Linked DNA regions of Homo sapiens: regions 2, 3, 4 and 5 are each linked to region 1. The links are chromatin contacts, found by Hi-C or POLR2A ChIA-PET in ENCODE. All regions are on one chromosome and are shown on one strand. Each heading gives the region's core, a stretch centred on a gene start or an enhancer-like site at or near the end of the contact. The rest is flanking DNA. Distances are from core to core; before and after follow the strand shown. Region 1 holds the start of DDX3X (DEAD-box helicase 3 X-linked). Region 2 holds the start of BCOR (BCL6 corepressor). Region 3 has its middle 170 kb from the start of PINCR. Region 4 has its middle 76 kb from the start of BCOR. Region 5 has its middle 18 kb from the start of MIR1587.

Evidence for each region. Hi-C counts contacts between places; a loop is a spot of excess contacts on that map. ChIA-PET counts read pairs that join two places held with the same protein, here RNA polymerase II (POLR2A). Pooled maps may share reads with other maps.
Region 2: a map of naive thymus-derived CD4-positive, alpha-beta T cell shows a loop between it and region 1 (13-fold over the local background). The contact joins the promoter of BCOR here to the promoter of DDX3X in region 1. A Hi-C loop is called at or near these places in 1 of 168 maps with a recorded cell type or tissue (naive thymus-derived CD4-positive, alpha-beta T cell), 6 of 37 single-sample maps with no recorded cell type and 12 of 50 pooled maps.
Region 3: a loop to region 1 is called in a pooled map, with 7 times the contacts of the local background. The contact joins the enhancer-like site here to the promoter of DDX3X in region 1. A Hi-C loop is called at or near these places in 1 of 37 single-sample maps with no recorded cell type and 2 of 50 pooled maps. POLR2A ChIA-PET finds 5 or more read pairs at or near these places in 1 of 52 experiments (AG04449).
Region 4: a map of CD8-positive, alpha-beta T cell shows a loop between it and region 1 (22-fold over the local background). The contact joins the enhancer-like site here to the promoter of DDX3X in region 1. A Hi-C loop is called at or near these places in 2 of 168 maps with a recorded cell type or tissue (CD8-positive, alpha-beta T cell and naive thymus-derived CD4-positive, alpha-beta T cell), 10 of 37 single-sample maps with no recorded cell type and 13 of 50 pooled maps.
Region 5: a pooled map shows a loop between it and region 1 (14-fold over the local background). The contact joins the enhancer-like site here to the promoter of DDX3X in region 1. A Hi-C loop is called at or near these places in 6 of 37 single-sample maps with no recorded cell type and 7 of 50 pooled maps.

What each region holds. Positions count from the first base shown.
Region 1 is chrX:41,332,750-41,335,449 of GRCh38, reverse strand. DDX3X (DEAD-box helicase 3 X-linked) reads right to left here and starts at 1,288. Exons shown (of 17, transcript NM_001356.5): 1 at 1,153-1,288. The coding sequence starts at 1,197. RefSeq lists an enhancer at 1,658-1,887 and a silencer at 1,978-2,467.
Region 2 is chrX:40,096,514-40,099,213 of GRCh38, reverse strand. It overlaps BCOR (BCL6 corepressor), which reads left to right and starts at 1,256. Exons shown (of 15, transcript NM_001123385.2): 1 at 1,256-1,999. RefSeq lists silencers at 1-62, 763-932, 1,063-1,182, 1,203-1,432, 1,493-1,542 and 1 more.
Region 3 is chrX:43,001,669-43,004,371 of GRCh38, reverse strand. No RefSeq gene overlaps it. Among named protein-coding and RNA genes, the nearest start is that of PINCR, 170 kb to the left of the region's middle. Within about 2 kb of position 1,336, at least 2 of the 41 ENCODE cell types and tissues checked have a DNase peak (open chromatin) inside an H3K27ac peak, as active enhancers do.
Region 4 is chrX:40,172,434-40,175,133 of GRCh38, reverse strand. It overlaps a transcript of BCOR not described here. Among named protein-coding and RNA genes, the nearest start is that of BCOR, 76 kb to the right of the region's middle. RefSeq lists an enhancer at 189-238. Within about 2 kb of position 1,278, at least 31 of the 41 ENCODE cell types and tissues checked have a DNase peak (open chromatin) inside an H3K27ac peak, as active enhancers do; they include CD8-positive, alpha-beta T cell, where a contact is called at or near this core.
Region 5 is chrX:39,854,595-39,857,364 of GRCh38, reverse strand. No RefSeq gene overlaps it. Among named protein-coding and RNA genes, the nearest start is that of MIR1587, 18 kb to the right of the region's middle. RefSeq lists enhancers at 1,538-1,617, 1,888-2,007. Within about 2 kb of position 1,509, at least 10 of the 41 ENCODE cell types and tissues checked have a DNase peak (open chromatin) inside an H3K27ac peak, as active enhancers do.

The sequences.
Region 1 (2,700 bases), core at 39-2,538:
CTAAACCCTTAGAAGAGGGGATTCTGGCTAAGAGAAAAAACCCGGGGGCCTGGGACCCATTGCAAGATTCTACTCCACAGATAGCAACAAGTCAACAACAAAACTGTTTACTTCCCCCCTAAGCCGGGTGTTTTTCCAATGGCGGATTCCTGGATCACAGTCACTAACACGAAGACACTACCACAACCCGCGATGACCCCTCCACCCCAGAAAAACAACGCGGGACTCCCGGCTAACATACCACACAGGGACAATCTGGGGCAAGCAAGGAGGAGAAAGGGCCTCGCTGGCTCCCTAACCTCCCCGCCACGTCCAACCTCTATCTCCAGGGCCCAGCGCGCAGCGGCCAATTCCTGCCTCCCCTCCCCGCCCCCACCCCTCCCCCACTCCTCCCCAATCTTCTGCGTCACAAAACTTTCCACTCCGGAAACGCAGCCTCCCCGGCTGCGGCGCAGGGCCCCCGGACCCTGCGGAACCTGGGCTGAAGCGAAAAAGCCAGCGGAAGGAACCCGGGAAAAAACAAGAAACCCATTCCATCCTCCTTTCCAGGCCTTCGCCCGCCCGAGACCCGCCGTCTCCCGGAGGTGAGCCACAGCGCCGCCCAGCACCACACAAAAGAGGCCGCCGCCATTACCCCGAGCGAAGGCCGCCCCCTCCCACATTCCTGGGCCGCGTTCTACCCCTTGCTCGCAGGCACGCAAACACCGGGTGCCGCCAGGTCCTCCGGACGGGAATCCAGGCTGCGCCAGCCGTGAAGGCCGAAGCCCTCCAAGCCAAAAGGGCCTCCAGTCGCGTCCCGCCGCGCTGCGCACTCCCGCAAACCCCCCCAGGTCACTAATCAGTCGGGATTCGCGCATGCGCGTCCCCGCGAGAGCGCGCGCACTTCCTCCCCCTCCGCCCGCCTGCGCACGCACACACAAAAGCCGCCATTGTGCTCGTCCCGGGGACAATACAGCGGGCCGAGACCGGGCCCGGGCGACAGCCCCAACCAACATTCCTATCCCTCTATAGCCCCGGGGCACTCACACCCGCCAGCCCGGGGCACCCAGAAAATGAAAAGTAAGGGTGCCGGTTAGCGCTGCGCCATTAGCCAGGTTAGGTCAGGGGAGGAATTCACGCAGCAGCCAGCCCGGTGGGGTTCTTGCGGCTCACCTGCTGGTCCAGCCCGAGCGCATTTTCCACTGCCACATGACTCATCCCTGAAGAGTACCGAGAACTCGGAGTCTTCCGCTGCTAAGCGAGTGTTTGTTCCACCGCGAAGGCCCTCTCACGGGAGAACTGCGGCTCTGGAGCGCACCGCGCGGCCACGGATCTAATATACCCGCTGGAAAGCCGGCTACGTCAGCACGTACAACGTGTGCCCTCCCTCTCACACCGCAATTCCCTGTCGCGGCGACTTCTGCCCGGCTACTGCGCGCTCCCTCAGGTCTAAGCTCAAGGGATTTCCTACTTAGTCCTGTCGCCCCTAGCAGTCCTGCCTTGGAGCTTAGGGTGCGAAATGCTGTCCCAGTTCTCTCGAGCTACACTTCCCGTGCTCTCCGCTAAAACCCTAGTCTCAGCCTCGGAGTTCTCGAGATCTCGCGAGAACTTGCGTCTCCCGCTTTCCACCGGCTAAGACGCCTGAAAATGTTAACCTAGGCCTCTTCGCCCCCCTTTCCAACCTTACGCATTCGCTCCCCTTTCCAACTCTATGCACTCAGCTTTCGTTTTTCGTTTTTTTTGTTTTTGTTTTTTTTTTCCTAACACTGGCCTTCACTCTTCTTCCTCTCTCAGTTCCCGGGCTTGGAGATGTGGTGGGATTTCTCCGGTCTAATCTGCCCTCGCTCTTCCGCGGGTAGCCTCCCCTTAGTGGGAGCTAGGCAGATTCCCGAAACTGAGAGGGCGGCAGGCCACGTGACCGTAGGTGTCGCGTGCGGTGGCCATTTTGTGAAGCAGGAAACGGTGGCTTGAATATAGAGTGCTCCGGACGGGGGAGGGGAGGGGAAGAGGAGGAGAGAACAGAGGGAAGGGGAGGAGAGGGAGGGAAAAGAGGGGAGCGGAGTAAGGGGAAAGGAGGAGGGAGGAGGGTAGGATGGTGACCGGGGCGGGAGTCGGGGGGAAATGGAGGGGAGCCGGCGGCGCGCGCAGGTGGCCGGACACCTTCCTGCGCGGTTGCCTAGGCAGCGGGGGCGCCGCCTAGAAACACACAATGGCCCCTCCTGGCCAACCCCCCGACGTGTGCGCGCGCGCCTCCGCCCCCGCCCCCCGCGGTGAGGGAACAATGAGACAGACACGCGCTGATCCGGAACCGCCGCTGGCGCGCCCTCCCGGGACCCCGGCTCTCCGCAGGAATGCGGGCTACATTTGCCCCTAGTTTCCTCCCGCGGGGCGCCCAGCGGCTTAGGGCCGGTGACCACCGGCGTTGCGGGGACCCCGCGGGTGGCGAACGGCTCTTCTAGGGCCCAAGGGTGTCGGGAATGTTTGTAGCCGGTGCAACCTGGGCCTGCCGGAGGGGCTGCAGCGGGGTTACCGGCCTGGGCTCGGGGTGACTCTCAGGCCGCTGCGGTGGATGAGGAACAGGAGGAACCGGGTTTCTACCGTCGGTGGAACCTCTTCCTGTGGTTCCCTCCTAGGCAGGCCACCCCAAGTCCCGGCTTCGGTGCCGCAGGCCCTTAAATAGAAGAAGGTGTTTACTAGTGGATTCCCGGCTTTGAGCCGGCG
Region 2 (2,700 bases), core at 7-2,506, 1.2 Mb after region 1:
CCCGCGCCCAGAGCCGCGCCGGGTGCGCTGGAGAAGCTCAATACGTGTCAATTGAATTGAACTGCTGCGGGCGCAGGCTGTACGCCGCCGCCAAGCACCGATCAGCACGACGTTACCGAGTGGAAATTTATGGGGCGAACGGTGTAAGCCAAAAGTTGCTCCCTGTCAAGGAAAATAAAACGCGGGAGATAATCTCCCAACGCCGGGGCGAGGGGCCTGGGCAGCCCCTCCAACCATCAGAGGTACAGACCGTGAAAATGCTCGAGAACCGGGAGAAATACAGGCGGATCTCCGCTCGCCGACCGCCCCCCACACGCCTCCCGGTGCCTCCACGGGCTGCTCCCCCCTTCCCCCACCTCCAAACAATTCCCACACAATTGAAACGTCCGGGGAACTCGGGCGCGGAGTTCAGGCGGAACGGCCACCGTTGCCTGGGGTGGTGTTTTCAGGTAGCTTTTAACACCGAAATGGGAAAGGGCTCCTCTGGGAGGAAGGGGCAAACTGGGGTGGGGGTGAGCACGGGAGCACACAGGCCACGCTCCGCTGGGTCTCGGAGGGGACGAGGCCGGGAGAGCGCAGCGCTGGTGGCAAGAGGCGGCGGCAGCGGCTGCTGCCGCTGGGGTTTGACAGCTTTGGCTGAGCGGAGTGCGAGGCGCTTTATGGTAATTGCGGTCCTCCACTGGCCTTCTGGGTAGCGAGGGGAGTCTCGGCGCGCGGCTGGGAGAGCCGCCCCCGCCGCCCCCATCCCTTCGGCTCTGGCTCTGCCGGCAGCCCTCGCCGCCGCCGCCGCCCAAGTCGGTCTCCGGCTCGCCCAGGACGTGCGCCCGGGTCGGGCGTGCGCAGCCAACTCGGCCCGAGCTGGGGAGGGGAGGCCGGGGGACGAGGAGGGGGGGCGCCACCCAAGTGGTCCGGGGTTCGGATCCAGAGAGGCCAAAACGTGCCGGGCCGTGCATCGATGACGGCCGGGGAAACTCGGGCAAACCTTTCCTGGGGAATCACCCCTCCCGAAACCCCGCCGCGGAGGCGCCGCAGCGGAGGGTGAGCGGAGACTGGCGGAGCTCAAACTTGCGAGAGCTGGAGGCGGCGGCGGGCGGGCGGCTGTCGCCCGAGCGCTGCGCCTGCGGGGGGAGGGGAGGCGGCTGTTGGGAGGGAGGGAGGTAGGGCGGGCGGGAGGGAGGACGGGCGGAGGGAGGGGGAGGAGGAAGAGGAGGGAACCAGGGAGGGGGGACGCGTTGGGATCGCGGCGTGCGGCGGCAGACGGAGCCTGGGCTCCCAGCGGCAAGGTGAGGCAGAGCTGCGCTCCTCGCTGAACGCGGGCCGAGCTCGGCGGCTGCGGGGGAGACGCGCAGGAGCCCAGACCGCGACCGAGAGCGGGAGCTAGGCGGGCGGCGGCGGCGGAGGGGGAGCCCGCGAGCCGCCGGGCGGAGAGCCCAAGCCGCGCTGTCGCCGCGCAGGGACGACTTGGCCAACACTCACACACACTCACACACACCCAGCCCGAGCGGGCGCTCGCGGCGAACCGTCAACATGGCGCTGGGGCTCCTGCCCGAGCGCGGGCGGCGGCGGCAGCGCGGGAGCTGCTGAGCTCGGCCAAGCCCAGTCCAGCTGCGGGAGCCCGGAGGATCGCACGGGGCTGTCGCCACCTGCCCGGAGGCCCCGAGCCCGCCCCGCCCCGCCCCCACCCGGCCCAGAGCCCACCCCTCGGCGGGGCCGACCCCGAGGGCAGCCGGCTGCCAGCAGACGGCGAGGGAGTCGAGTGAGCGCGGCGCCGCGAGCGGGCTGCGGGCAGCCGGGGACCGCAAACTTTGCTGCTCGCCGCGCTTCTCCGGCCCGGCTCCTTCTCCGCTCGTTAACGTCGCCAACCCCCCCCACCCCTCATATCTCTCTCCACCCACCCAACCGCCCCCCGCTCCTTCTCGCCGCCTCGAGTCCGCTTGGGGGAAAACTTCAAAGAGCCGGATCGCAGGCTCCCTGCCTACTCCCCCACCGGGGATTTCAGGTCAGTGCCCGGAACACCTTTCCCCCGGGAGACCGCGGACGGGTGGGCGGGCGGGCGCGCTGAGGGCTGCAGTCGGCCCCCTCTCCCGGGGCCCCCTCCCGCAGCGTACCCCGCGAAGCTTTTGCCTCGCGCTTCCCTTTGGCTGCTTGGCTCGCTTTCGTTTTTATTTCATAGCTATGTTATTTAAAATGCAGCCAACCTAAGCGGCCCCGCGTGGGCACCAGGGAGGGAGGGGGCGCGGCTGGGGGCCTGGCGCCTCCCGGTGGGCCAGGAGGAGAGCAGGGAGTTCGCAGAGTGGAAGTTTGCAGCCTGTGTGTGTCTGTGCGCGGGAGCGCGGTCGCCGCTGAGCGCCGCGAGTCGGGCGGAGGGGGGGGAGGTGGGCTGGAAGCTGGGAAGCTGGGTTCGGCGTTAGCTCGCGAGCAGGAAGGGGAGGGCAGCGGGTTGCCGTCTGCTTTCTTTTTCGACTCGGGAAAGAACTGTAAAAACCCCCAGCCGCCGCCACCGCCGCCTCGTCTCGCCTCTCCGGGGGCCGGTCGTTCCTCCAAGTGGAACGTCGGCGTGTGCGTGCGCGAGGGTGTGTGGCGAGTGCCTCGGGCCGAGCCGAGCTCGACCTGCCGCCGCTGCCGCGCAACTCGGGAGGGGAGTCCCGTTTTTTCTTGGCTTGCCCCAAAGCACGAATCACGTGGATTAAAAAAAAAAAC
Region 3 (2,703 bases), core at 87-2,586, 1.7 Mb before region 1:
GAATCTCAAATACCAACTTACTCTGGGATATCTGCGATTCAGGTGTTGTTTCTGCATATCTTGAAAAAATTTTCAGTGTTATATTGTCTTTCTGAGCAATAATATTTATATGCTGTAATAAAAAATCCAGTAAAACTCCAAATATGACTTTCTGTTCACTACTAGATATATATATTTAGAGCATTTTAAGAGGTTTCTCTTCTAAAAATGAAAGTGACACTGTGATAACTGTAGGCCTTAGACCTTAGGAGACATTGCAACTTCTATGATTGCTCTCCCTGAATGCTGCAATGAGACTGTCACATAAGGAAGTTTATCTATCCTATTTAAGGATGAGAACCACAGAGCCCCAGCTGATGATTAGAATCAACTGCCAGACATGTGAGTGGGGATCTTGGGCCTTGCAGCCCAACTGATGCTCCAGCTGACAACGGTTGTATGAGTGAGCTCAGGTGAAACTAACAAAGGGATTTCCCTGTAAACTTACACACAACGGTGAGACATAATATTTTGTTGTTATTTAAAATTACTAATTTTAAATAATTTTTCAGGTGTCTCATTATGCAGCAATAGATAAGTGATAGAAGCAGAAATATTACTTGAGGCCGAGCATGGTGGTTTATGCCTGTAATCCCAGCACTTTTGGAGGCTGAGGCAGGAGGATTGCTTGAGCCCAGGAATTCAAGACCAGCTTGGGCAACATAGTGAGACGCAGTCTCTACAAATAATACAAAAAGTAGCTGGGACTGATGGTGTGCACCTGTGGTCCCAGCTACTTGGGAGGCAGAGGCAGGAAGATTGCTTGAGCCCAGGAGGCGGAGGCTGTAGTGAGCCATGATCATGCCACTGTACTCCAGCCGGGGCAACAGAGAGAGATCTTGTCTCTAAAAAAAAAAAAAAAAAAAAAGAAAGAAAAAAGAAAGAAAGAAATACTATTTGCCCAAGTCAGAGTATTATTATTTTCAGCATTTTCGTGACAAGCAGGTACAAGTTGTCCCTGTTCAGCTAAGTCACATGGCTTGGTAGGCAAAATCAGCTGCAATTCTGCAAACATAGTAACTGTGGTATAGTTTTTGTTCAGTGAAGACAAATTACCTATTTTATTATCTAAATTTTAAACCCTTTAATATGCTTTCCCAAAAGTTGTCTGAAAATTTTTTTAAAAATCACGAAAGAAAACTAGTGGAAAGCATGACCTAAAAAATGCAATGATTTTCTCAACCTGAAACCAGAAAAATAGAACATTCAAGTATTGAATGAGACATTTTAGTTCAAACTTTGAGGAAGTGACATTTCAGCATAGAACTGAAAGCAGTGAGGGAGTTTGCTGTGCAGTCATCTGGAAGAAGTGGACCAGGCAGAGGGAATAGGAAGCTCGTGCAAAGGCCCCAGTTCAGGAATGCAGTTGTCACGTTCTTAGTATGATTAACTTTTGATAACTATTTATAGTGAGAACAGTGTAGAATAACACAATTGAAAATAAGCTAAACTTTATGAAATTCTTTATTTTCAACATAAAGCGGGATACAAAGTTGACTAATAGAAAAGCAACTTCTGTCTCACTTTCAATAAAAAAAAACTAAAGGACATTGGCTTTAAGTATTTGCTAGCTCAAAATCTGGTTGTAATCTATGTCTCTACATCATTGCCTGGCTCTAATCTCCACCCTTATGACCAACCCAGGTGTCTGGGAGTCTAGTCCAAGTTTCTTGTTCTGAGCCCCTGTAAGTTTAGAAGCAGGCACAACTAGTAAACATCACATGCCACTGGAATCTGAAATGCCAACTTATTTTGGGTGTTCTGGGATTCAGGGGTTGTTTCTGCATTCCCTGAGAAAAATGCTCAGAGTGTTACATTGTCTTTCTAAAAAATAATATTTGTGTGCTAATAAAAAATCCTCCTGAAGTCTAAATATGACTTCTTGTTCACTACTAGATGTACATTTATGGCATTTTAAGAGGTTTCTCTTCTAATTTTTTTCTCTTCATAAAAAAGTATCAAATTTATTTTAATATGTAGTTTCATTTTAAAATTAGAGCTGTTGGACAATTGTTTGTAACTTAAAATTAATTATCAGAGGTGCATAAAACATTAACCAGTTATTAAATACTGACAGTGGATAAAATTACTGGACCAAGTATTTATAAATGCCAGGTTTAATAGTAAGAAGCTCCAGTTACACTACTTAGCTAAAAGAAACATGCTTTAGGCCAGGCGCGGTGGCTCACACCTATAATCCCAGCACTTTGGGAGGCTGAGGCAGGTGGATCACGAGGTCAAGAGATCGAGACCATCCTGGCCAACATGGTGAAACCCCGCCTCTACAAAAAATACAAAAATTAGCTGGGCATGTTGGCGCATGCCTGTAGTCCCAGCTACTCGGGAGGCTTAGACAGGGGAATCACTTGAACCTGGGAGGCGGAGGTTGCAGTGAGCTGAGATTGTGCCACTGCACTCCAGCCTGGTGACAGATCGATATTCTGTCTCAAAAAAAAAAAAAAAAAGAAAGCATGCTTTAGCTCTTCTAGTAATTGCACATTTTTATTTTTAAATAATTTATTCTTACCCAATTACTACCATGCCCAATGAAATTTTCCAAATTTTAAGACGTTCTTTACTACTTATGAAGTATGACTTAACTGTTAACTCTTTGAGAGTTCTTTGAGAGTTCTTGAAACATCATTTGAAGTCTTAAGTCTCACC
Region 4 (2,700 bases), core at 29-2,528, 1.2 Mb after region 1:
ATGACAGTATAGGTCAGAACAGGCTGCCCGCGAGTATTAATATGGACGGCCTCCGTTCCTGGTGCTTGGGGAGGATGGGCGCTTCGCCAGGAAACCGCCGAAGGAGGCGCCATGAGGGCCGCCTGCCCCTTCTCGGGCTAGAAAACGTGGATTCTCAGAGGGACCAGACAAATGTGGTCAGATAGCTGCAGGAACTTACCCCATCTAAATACAGGTTGCCCGTGTATATTCCAACCAAGATCATTTTTGTTTCAATCTAATACACGTTGAATCAATTAGAAATACTGTGAGAAACTGTGGTCAAACGGTAGATAGGAAACTTGCTCTTTGCCTAACATTAAATGTATGCTCAGGAGGTGCGGGGCTGAGCACTATCGGCGCAGCCAGTCTGTGTCCTAAGAAGACAGGGTCCCCTTTGCGTTCCACCTTCCAGGACCTTAATAGAACGCGAAGAGAGGAATTATTTTAGTTGTAGTTTCTATTAGAGGGTTGCTTACTCCTTGCAAACTCCCGCCTGGGGTTGTCGGTAGTTAGTAGTAGATGGTTCTGCGTTTTGGCTTTTACAGTCCACGTTTTTCTCTTGGCTTTTTCTTTTCCTGCGTACACGCTGCTGGGTACGGGGAGGGGGCTGCCCAGACGTGTGCTGCCGCCGCCCTCGGGCTCTTTCTTGCGCACCACGCGGCCTCGGAGGAGGGGAAATGTGAACTCTCCGGGTGGCGCTCGAGAACTGGAATTCTGATTTAGGGCTGCGGGTTTGTTCCGGAGGCTGGCTGGGAGCGTCTTGTAGGGGCCGGAGGCTGTGAAGGGGAAGCCCCAGAGGTGACCCTGAGGCCTCAGAAGCAAACCTGGAGGCGCCCGTGTTCTTTGTCTTTCTCGGGGCTGGCAGCTTGGCACGCACAGTTCCGATAAGGATCTACTGAGAGCTAGAGCGCACTGCCAGCACATTTCAGTGATTAGGCAAACGCCGGTAGCCACTTAAGGCAAAGGCCATTTGCGTTGTGTTTGAAAAGGAAAAGGCAGCCTCACCTAATGAATTATGGGTGACCCTGGAGAGGCCAAGCAGGGGAGGCCGAGGCCTCCCTAGGCTCTTATTTGCCGCAACTCCTCCCCTTTTTGCCAGAGTCGCCATTTCAAAGGTAATGGGAAGCCTTTTGAAATTAGAAGTCTGACCGATTCTGTCTACAGAAGTGGTATTTGCATCTGTGCACCAGTAAAATGTGGCCCGCCAGCGGCCCAGGGACAAGGCCTGCCATACGCCAGCCCTGCACCAGTGTTAGACCAAAGTACATCCCAGAGGACATGGCTTTTGGCCAACTCCTCCGAGAACTGATTTAAAGAGGTGGCCTTCAGCCATCAAAAAAGGTGTCCTGGAAGAGTAGGCTGGAGGTCCTGGAAACCAGCGCTCTTCCCCAGGGCTGCAGGGAGAGAGTGGGTAATGGTGCCTGAGCCCTGACGGAACTTGCTATTAATCCAGTCTAAATGAGCACCATTAAAAAGGACTCTCCCTCCTATCCACCACCACACACACACAAGCCTTTATGGGACGGTCTAGTGGAGACCTAGACAGTTTGAGGGCATTTGGCCTTCACTTTTCAGTGGCCATACAATAGTGCCCTTTCCACCCTGCCAAGACCACTGGCTCCATGTAAACTTCCAGGAACTTTAACCCGGAACTTTGTACTCCCTACCCATCCAAAGGGAGTGCCAGATCATAGTAACAAACACACGTAGCATTGTACTGGAGGCAGCGTTCTAAGCACCTTATGTATGGAGGCATGTTATCCTCAGAACAACCCTACGAGGTAGATAATAGTATTGGTCTTATTTTACAGATGAGGACTCCGAGGTTTCGAACTGTTAAGCGGTTTGCCCAAAGCCGCACAGCTTGGGATAATAGGGCCTGGATTGACCAGAGGGAGAGATAGGGCCTGGATTGACCAGAGAGAGAAATAGGGCTGTGTTGCCTCTCTAGCGTTTTGTAATGAAAGTGATCTGTTTGGGGGTTGTTTCGAGAGGACTGCCTGGACCCCAACCTTCCAAAGGAAAATATGAAGAGACTAGAAGGCCCAACATTTGGCCTTTATTTTGCAAAAGAAAGTTCTGGAGAGTCGTACAGAGGCATCTTACTGTGGCTCCTCCGCGGCAAGGAAGGGGTCAGGGAAGGCAATGCAAAGGCCCCCCTGGCCCACCTAGCTGCATAGCATCCGGCGGTCACGTCCGCCGGAGGTGACTGGGGACTGGGGACAGCCGATTGCCGAGGAACTCCTTATCGCCCAGTGTCAGTGCTCCCGGGTGCCGGAGCTAAACGTCCGCCTGCGGGGGCGGCTAGTTCACACCAGTCCCCTGGCTCCCGACGCGCCCCCGGGCTTCTCCCGCGGAGCTGGCTAGATGCCCGGCGGCGGCTCCGAAGCTCCGGGCTCCCCGCCGCTTGTCCCGCCAGCCCGAGGCATGGAGCCCCACGGCCCAGGACTGGAGAGCCCAGTTCGTCAGTCCAGGTTGGGACTGCTGGTTCCGGGTTGCTCACGATCACTCTCCCCTCAACACCCGTCCGGCCAGGGCGCGCGCGCAGACACATAAACACACACGGCTTCCAAGCGCGCAGCCCGCCTCCCGGGCCTCCGCTTTTCCTTCCTCCTCCCCGCTCGGGCGCTTCGGAAGCCCGTGGCGGTTGTGTGCTGCGCCAGGGAAGAGTCCGGGTCG
Region 5 (2,770 bases), core at 260-2,759, 1.5 Mb after region 1:
TTCATATTTTTAGTAGAGACAGGGTTTCACCATGCTGGGCAGGCTGGTCTCAAACTCCTGACCTCAGGTGATCCGCCCACCTCGGCCTCCCAAAGTGCTGGGATTACAGGCATGAGCCACCGTGCCCGGCCTCTAGTGCTCTCTAGCTCCACACACATGCATGCATGCACATGAACACGCCACACACGTGCACACACACACCCTTCTCCCCCTCCCCCCAGGTGTCAGTGAGCAGAGTGTGTGTGACATTGTGTGTCTGTCTCTGGGATACAGTTTCTCTCTCTTGGTGTGAATTGCCTGTCTCGTCTGCATTTCTCATTCTGTTTCTCATCTCCCTACTTTCCTTTGCCTCTCTCTGCTGTTTGCATATGTGAGGGAAAGAGCTGCTTCATTTGTGAAGTGGCCTTATTCCATGGCCTCATTATGCAATCACACAGCATGGAGCTCTCTTGGGGGTTAAGTGGGGAAGGCAGAAGACAGGGCCAGGGAGAATTCATCATCTTTCCCCCGGAAAGCTGTGCATTTTCAGAAGATATAAGGGACAAGTTTGGGGTTCACAGACCCTCAGGGGCTTTTGTGCGTCACCTGGACCTTCTGTGATCGGTACATGGAGCTGCAGCTGGCCACTGGCATTGTCTGGAGAGCAGCCCTGGCCTCTCTCAGCCTTGAACCAGGAAGCAGGCTTTATTTGTCAGGAGAGGGCATAGCCAGGATTTCCTGAAGGTTCTGGCCTCCAGCCTGCAACCCGGCACTGTCCAATAGAAATATAATGCAAGCCACAAATGTGAGCCACATATGTATTAATAATTTTAATGTTCGAGAAGCCACATTAAAAAGGTAAAAAGGAACAGGTGAAATTGACTTAATCATATATTTTGATCAACCCGATGTATCTAAAATATTATCATTTCAATATGAAACCAGGAAAAAATTATTGACAAGGTATTTGACATTCTTTTCTTGAAACTAAATCTTCAAAGTCTGGTGTGCATTCTATGCTGACAGAGGATCTCAATTTGGCCGGGCCACATTTCAAGTGTTCAGTAGAAACATGTGGCTAGTGGCCCCTGTCCTGGACAGCACAGGCCCAGCCTACCAAGCCTGAGGTCTGGAAGTTCTGTTTCGGCTGTCTAAATGGCAGCAATACAAGCGCGTCCTCAGTGTGTATGTCTGATGGGAAGACGACGAGGTGATGTGCGGGAAGTTCACTGAGCCATTATTCTCCCATTACCATCATTAGCAGTAATCATCATGAATGCACTGGCATGGCCCACGTCCGGCCCTGTTGCTGCTTGCTTCCAGTTCACGCGGCATTCTGTGCCGGGGAATTGCTGACCCAGATTCTGTTTTGCTGGGGGGGCAGAGGGAGCTGAGGGTGCAGTTTCCAGGTGCTCTAGGCCTGCCTCCCAGCTGAGACCCCACCTACTAGGTGTGTGCTCCTCCCCTTTCTTTAGGTACCAGGCACCCCTCCAGCTTCTATATATAGCACTCTGTGGCGACAGCTGGCTATCTGATGACTCATCAGTCACCGTGGGCGTCTCCGGATGGAACCCTGAACATTTATTCAGAGGGTGCTTTTGCCAGTTTCTGAACGACTCCTAGTAAGTCCTGCCTTTTGGGGATTGTTTTAACCCCATGGAGATTGGGGGTTTGAAGACTCAGTGGGTTCCTGTCTGAAGGCCTCTGGGGGCTTAAAAAGTCCAGTGGGGCTTTGGGGAACTGGCTCCAGGTAAGCCTGTGAACGCAGAGGAATGCATTCTCAAACTGAGGGCTTGAGTGGTCTCTCCTTGGTCATCTGTCCATCTAAGTACCTGGCTGGCCCCAGATTGCCCCTGGAAGTGGGGCTTGGGAGATGTTAGCTCCTTTCAGGAGCTGCAGGGCTCCTCCCATGTATTTTCTGTGGGGCATCAAAGACCCAGGGCTGGCTTTGGAGCTGGGTTTAATGTAGGCTGCTCTGCTCACCAACTCCACCATCCTGGGCAAGTCCCTTCTGCTCTCTGGGTTTCCGTTTCCTCCTCTGTGCAATGCAGTCAATACCATTGTGGCCGTCTGGTTCTGAGGGTTGGAGGAGGTGCCGTCTGTAACAACTGTTATTACTGTGCAGCCCAGGGGCCCCATCACTTCGGTTTTCTCAGAAGCAGCTTCTGAGACGCGGATTCGTGTGGAAGCAATTTATTAAGGAAGTGCTCCCAAGAAACACGGAAGGGTATGGAAGGGCAGGACCAAGAAGGGGAGGAAGCCAGTTTCAGACAAAGTCCCTCTGCAGAAGGGTCTTAGTCCATCCAGGCTGCTGTAACACGGTACCACACGCGGGGGGGCTGATAAACCACAGACACGTACTTCTCATGGTTCTGGAGGCTGAGAGGCCGAGATCAGGGTACCAGCACGGTCGGGTTTGGGGGAGGGCCCTCTTCTGGGCTGTAGATTGCCAACTTTTCCTTGTGCCCTCACATGGCAGAGACAGGGAGAGAGAGCTCTCTGGGGTCGCTTTTTATAAGGGCACTGACCCCCTTCATGAGGGCTCCATCCTCATGACCTCATGACCTCCCAAAGGAGGAGCTCTGGAGGGCAAGTGTCAACTCAGAGCCTGTCCTGACTCCAGGCAAGAGCACTGTACCTGCATGCTCCCTTGCACCAGCTAGGAGCTACCGTGAGTGTGGGGATTGAAACTCCTGGGTACTTCTGGCTCTGAGGGGGATGTGCCCCGGGCGGGCCTGCAAAGAGTCCCAGGCACAGGCTGTGGGAATTAGGAGAGGGGAAGCTATATGGG